2 separate regions of the Homo sapiens genome follow, and region 1 is linked to region 2. Evidence: read pairs that join two places in POLR2A ChIA-PET (ENCODE). Cell type or tissue: PC-9. All regions are shown on one strand. Each heading gives the region's core, and the rest is flanking DNA. Links, peaks and the distances in the headings are about the cores only.

Evidence for each region. Peaks named below come from ENCODE experiments on the same cell type or tissue, not always from the same donor. Only the 100,000 strongest peaks of a DNase experiment are listed, where the experiment ranks them.
Region 1: POLR2A ChIA-PET joins it to region 2 with 10 read pairs; 2 of 35 experiments call an interaction of 5 or more read pairs at or near these places.

What each region holds. Positions count from the first base shown.
Region 1 is chr11:123,547,407-123,550,321 of GRCh38, forward strand. All of the region lies in intron 2 of GRAMD1B (GRAM domain containing 1B), which reads left to right. Among named protein-coding and RNA genes, the nearest start is that of SCN3B, 110 kb to the right of the region's middle. RefSeq lists a silencer at 1-49. In PC-9, for the core only: no CTCF peak of the experiment used is centred there; no DNase peak of the experiment used is centred there.
Region 2 is chr11:123,217,281-123,220,195 of GRCh38, forward strand. No RefSeq gene overlaps it. Among named protein-coding and RNA genes, the nearest start is that of CLMP, 23 kb to the left of the region's middle. RefSeq lists an enhancer at 1,766-2,266. In PC-9, for the core only: no CTCF peak of the experiment used is centred there; no DNase peak of the experiment used is centred there; H3K27ac peaks cover 1,375 bases.

The DNA of each region.
Region 1 (2,915 bases), core at 291-2,790, 330 kb after region 2:
TTTTAGAGGGAGTCTGGACTGAGATGAGGATGTGAAACCAATCTCTTGACTAGGAACTCACCTCCTATGCACTAGCCTCTTGCAATGTTTGTGAGAGTGGCCTAAACTCTTAGAATATTCCTTGTTATTTCAAACCCAATTATGCCATCTGATAACCTCCCTCTGGAGGAACAAAAAAAAGACCTTTCTCCCCTTTTGCTTCCCCTCTCTCTTCCTCCTCTGAGATACTCAAAATCCTGTTTACCTTAAGGCATCTCTCCTTTAGTCTAAACATGCCTAGTTACTTTACAGTTTTGCACAGGGCAGGGTTTTTAGACCCACACTGTCTTTATTTATCTTTGAACAATAGGCCTTGCCGAGTATGATGCTTTCTAGTTATGCCCCTTACTGACATCATCTGTGGTGGGATTAGTACATTCCTTCACTTGCTTCAGTTGACAAGGCCCACATGTGTTAATTATTCTTACAGTCATGTTGTAATTTTGGTCCATGCTGAGCTTTATGGCCTTCACCTGCTGGAAGTTAGACTTTCACACTCCTGCATTTGTAGAGGACAGGTCCTTGCCAAGGGTCAGGGGCTTATTCTGCAGTACTGCCTACCTCAGGCAGGCTCCGGCATCTGGGGTGGGTGCACAGCTGCATGATCCATAGTGTATGGACTGTAGGATGGGAATCAGATTTTGGTTAGGGCCATGTTATCAATGACGTGAGAAGAGATTGCAATGGGGGGTGAGGCACTGCTAGGATGTCATAGCTTGTGCCCGTGGGTGAGTCGGTGTCTGCAGCTTGTCATTTGGCTACTTTTATCCTTAGATCTCTTCTCTCCTGACTTGTTCCCTTCCAGTCCCCACTAGGTTTAAATTGGAAGAGTCAGGCTGTGCCAAAATATATATATATATATATATATATATATATATATACACACACACACACACACACACACATATATATATATATGTACACACACACACACACACACACCCAGACAGGACCTGGCAACCTCTCAAAGCAGTGTGGGCACAACTGCAGAAAGCCAGGCAACAGACAGCACTTCCTGGAGTCCATACCTCCATGCCATCCTATGGAAAGAGAAATAGGGGAAGTTCTCTGAGTACCTGCATGCAAGCACTCCTGATTGCCCTCTGGAGAGTCCAGGCTGAATTAAAGAGGAGCTGGATTCGATGCTTGAAAATTAATTGAATGCTTGAAATGAATATATATATATATGAGTCACTTTGTCACCCAGGTTGGAGTGCAGTGGTGCAATCATGGCTTACTGCAGCTGTGAACTCCTGAGCTCAGGTGATCCTCCCGACTCTGCCTTTGGAGTAGCTGGAACCTCAAACATGTGTCACCACATCTGGCTGATTTTTAATTTTTTAAATAGAATCTGGGTCTTGTCATGTTGCCTAGGCTGGTCTCAAACTGCTGAGTTCAAGAGATCCTCCTGCCACGACCTTCCAGAGCACTGGGATTATAGGCAAGAGCCACTGTGCCCAGCCAGCCAAAACTCTTTAATGAGGATTGGTTTAGCATTTAGAGAGAGAGCGAGCAAGCCTCCCATCTGCCCAGCACAGCCTCCCACCCCCTCATGGCAGTGTAGCTGTTCTTCTCTGAAGAGGCAGGAAGATGCTGGGGAAGGGAGAGGAGAGGTAGTTAGTTGGAGGTGATGAAATGGTCAGAAGAGAGAAAGGAGAAACAGGGCAGGGTTCGGCAGTGCACAGCCGGGTTGCTGGTCCCATTGGCTGTGGTCAGCATGGCTGCCTTCTCCTGCTTCACTTCCTATGGCCACAGAGCCCAATTTTTCTGCATCTTCTTAACACTTGCAGAGCTGTGAGATGAAGAATGATTGTGGGGGCCGGGCGCAGCAGCTCATGCCTGTAATCCCAGCACTTTGGGAGGCCGAGGTGGGTGGATCACGAGGTCAGGAGATCGAAACCATCCTGGCTAAGACGGTGAAACCATCTCTACTAAAAATACAAAAAATTAGCTGGCCATGGTGGCGGGTGCCTGTAGTCCCAGCTACTCGGGAAGCTGAGGCAGGAGAACGGCGTGAACCTGGGAGGCAGAGCTTGCAGTGAGCCGAGATCGTGCCACTGCCCTCCAGTCTAGGCGACAGAGTGAGACTCAGTCTCAAAAAAAAAAGAATGATTGTGGACCTTTAGGACAGGAAATGACCTACAGAGTCATCTAAGTCATCTTAGACCAACTCCTCCTTATAACAGATGGGGAAACTGAGGCCCAGAGAAAGGGTGAGCTACATCCATGGTCACGCAGCAGTGTCATGCCATCTGAGTGCTCATACTCTATGAATGCAGATGCTGTCTTAAAGAGTGGGTTTTGGATTGCAGCATGTCAGTAACTCCTCCCTTAGTCTGAACCCTCCTCTTTAAGAGTCAAGTGTATATTGCATCCCTAACCAGGAAAAGGCCTGTCTGGAAACAAATGCATGAGCAGCCCAGGTGCTGCCCTGGGGGAGGGTGACTGAGCAGGCTGACTGTCATGGTCGGACATGTATGGGAAAAATGGGCACCAAGAAAAGATGTCCATAGATGTGAATAATCCACATCGTAGGTACACCCAGACAGGACCTGGCAGCCTCTCAAAGCAGTGTGGGCCAACTGCAGAAAGCCAGGCACCAGACAGCACTTCCTGGAGTCCGTACCTCCGTGCCATCCTATGGAAAGAGAAATAGGGGAAGTTCTCTAAGTAACTCACATCCGTGAGCGCTCCTGATTGCCCTCTGGAGAGTCCAGGCTGAATTAAAGAGGAGCTGGATTCGATGCTTGAAAATGAATTCCGTGCTTTACTTTCCTCCTGGGTCTTGTGTCCTGACTGCTCCCATTGATCAACCTCTCGAGACATGTGGGCGTGAGGATGGGGGCCAGGAGGTAACAGCAGCCCAGGGCCCTTGC
Region 2 (2,915 bases), core at 223-2,722:
GGCCGACTTGGTGAAATTCTTTTTTTTTGTTTGTTTTTTTTGAGACAGAGTCTCGCTCTGTCTCCCAGGCTGGAGTGCAGTGGCGCGATCTCGGTTCACTGCAAGCTCTGCCTCCCGGGTTTTACGCCATTCTCCTGCCTTAGCCTCCCAAGTAGCTGGGACTACAGGCGTGCACCACCTACGCCCGGCTAATTTTTTTTGTATTTTTAGTAGAGATGGGGTTTCACCGTATTAGCCAGGATGGTCTCGAACTCCTGACCTTGTGATCCGCCCCCCTCGGCCTCCCAAAGTGCTGGGATTACAGGCGTGAGCCACCATGCCCGGCAACTTGGTGTAATTCTGTCTCTACTAAAAATACAAAAAATTAGCCAGGCGTAGTAGTGGGTGCCTGTAATCCCAGCTACTCACGAAGCTAAGGCAGGAGAATCGCTTGAACCCAGGAGGTGGAGGTTGCAGTGAGCCAAGATCACACTACTGCACTCCAGCTTGGGCGACAGAGGAAGACACCGTCTCAAAAACAAAAACAAAAAACAAAACAAACAACCCCCCCCCCCACCCTCACCCTCCAATATTAGTCATTACTCTGTAAAGGTTCCAGAAAAAGTTTGTTACATCCATTTTGGGTTTTCAATTTAGTATCATTGGAATTCGACTGGAATTCTAAAGGGTTAAAAGAAATCCTAGCATTTGACCTAAATACTCTTAGAAGGCTCTCTCTCTCTCTCTCTCTGGCAATGTTTAACACCTCAGAATGAAAATACATGAGCTCATTGGAATTGCTAGAAAAGGGCACGGCAGTTTTTCACACTTCTTTTGCCAGCAAGATAGCACTTTAATTTGAGCCTGATTTTTTTCTCACCCTGGAGGGGAGATGGGGTTACTCGTTGGGGCTCTGGGGCCTCCATTCTGCCTGCTTCTTTGGTGGGTATTAGCATGAGAAAACACAAGAGTAGTTTGACTTCCTATATTTTTCCAATGTTGCCTGAGAATCTGGGGCTCAAATTGCAGCATCAGGGAGTAAAATTATATGCCAGGGTCTCAAAGCCTTTGTCCATCACTTTCTCTCATCCTTATTCTTTATTAAAAGTCTTGCTAATTAAAAAAAAATCTAAGTTCAAAAGTTCAGATAAACTCCCTTAAGTCTGTGACCTGATTTTCTTCAGCTTGAATCGTGTTAGGTCCTGGATATGGAGTTTTTAGTTCTTCTTTATGATTTTGTTACAGGCATTTGAACCAGAGCAACTTCATTGTGGATAGCGGCTGGGTAAAATGAGGCTGAGACTTCCTGGGCTGCATTCCTAGGAGGTTAGGCATTCTTAGTCACAGGATGAGATAGGAGGTCAGCACAAGATACAGGTCATAAAGACCTTGATGATAAAGTGGGTTGCAGTAATGAAAGCCAGCCAAGACCCAAAACCAAGATGGCCATGAGAGAGACCTCTGGCCATCTTCACTGCTCATTATACGCTAATTATAATGCATTAGCATGCTAAAAGACACTCCCACCAACGCCATGACAGTTTATAGATGCCATGGTAACATCCGGAAGTTACCCTATGTGGTCTAAAAAGGGGAGGAACCCTCAGCTTCAGGAATTGCTCACCCCTTTCCCAGAAAACTCGTGAATAATCCACTCCTTGTTTAGCATATAATCAAGAAATAACTATAAGTATCCTTATAGCTTAAGCTTAAGCTGCTGCTCTGCTTATGGAGTAGCCACTGTTTTATTCCTTTATTTTCTTAATAAACTTGCTTTTGCTTTGCACTGTGGACTTGCCCCGAATTCTTTCTTGCACAAGATCCAAGAACCCTCTCTTGGGGTCTGGATCGGGACCCCTTTCCGGTAACAGTTTCTGGAGACACAGTGCTGTGTCAGATGAGAGCATGACGAGGTGGGTATGTTTTCATCAGCTGATTGCTGCAAAGAAAAACTTGCCAACTAACTGGGTCTGGGTCACTCTCTACTATAGTAGCAGCATAATTGCAATCTGATCGGCTAACCAGAGATTCCTGGTCTGCTTATTTTTCCTGGGTTTATTTGCCTCGGTGCTCTGAGACATCCATGTTATGTCTTTCTGTTTATACTCTTCTTGACCGAAACCTTAGAATATGAAGTAAGACGAAAGAAAGCCAGCTGGAGAAGCTGTCAGTTCAGCAGGTTTGGGCCATGGTCCCAAAAGACACTATTCCCTGAATCATGCCTGGTGTGACCCATTTCCTTCTGTCTGCCTGCTGCTCCATCCTCTGTGCTTGAGGCCCGGCTCTGTCCTCCAGCCAACACCAGGACGACTGGGTGTGTGGACCCTGACCCTTACAACCTGACTCACCACAGCTCTGCAGGGTGCCCTGAGAGCCCACAAGGCTCTGGGTGCTGGGGAGACAAATATTTAAAAGACAGGCACCCTGGCCTTGAGGAACTCTCAGAGGTTTGCCCTCAGCTCCTTTATTTGAAAGAGTGAACTTAACTGGGGCTCCCACCTTTGAGGAAATCTTACCAAGAATTTAAAGAAAGCCTAGAAGAGGCCAGGCGAGGTGGCTCATGCCTGTAATCCCAGCACTTTGGGAGGCCGAGGTGGGAGGATCGCTTGAGGCCAGGAGTTCAAGACCAGCCTGGCCAACATGGTGAAACCCTGTCTCTACTAAAAATAAAATAATAAAATAAAATAAAATAAAATAAAATAAAATAAAATAAAATAAAATAAAATAAAGCAAGCCCAGAAGAGAAATATGATCGATAACTTATAAGGTGGCCTCTGGTTCTTCTGAGAAGGTGAAGAAGAACTAGACATACTTAGGCAAAAAATAGCCACCTGCAGGAGAAAAGACAGCTTCCTTCCCCTGCCTTCTCTGGTGAGAGAATCCTTTCAGCCCATTTCCTGATTCTCACTTATAATCATACCTGGGCGGTCTTGAAG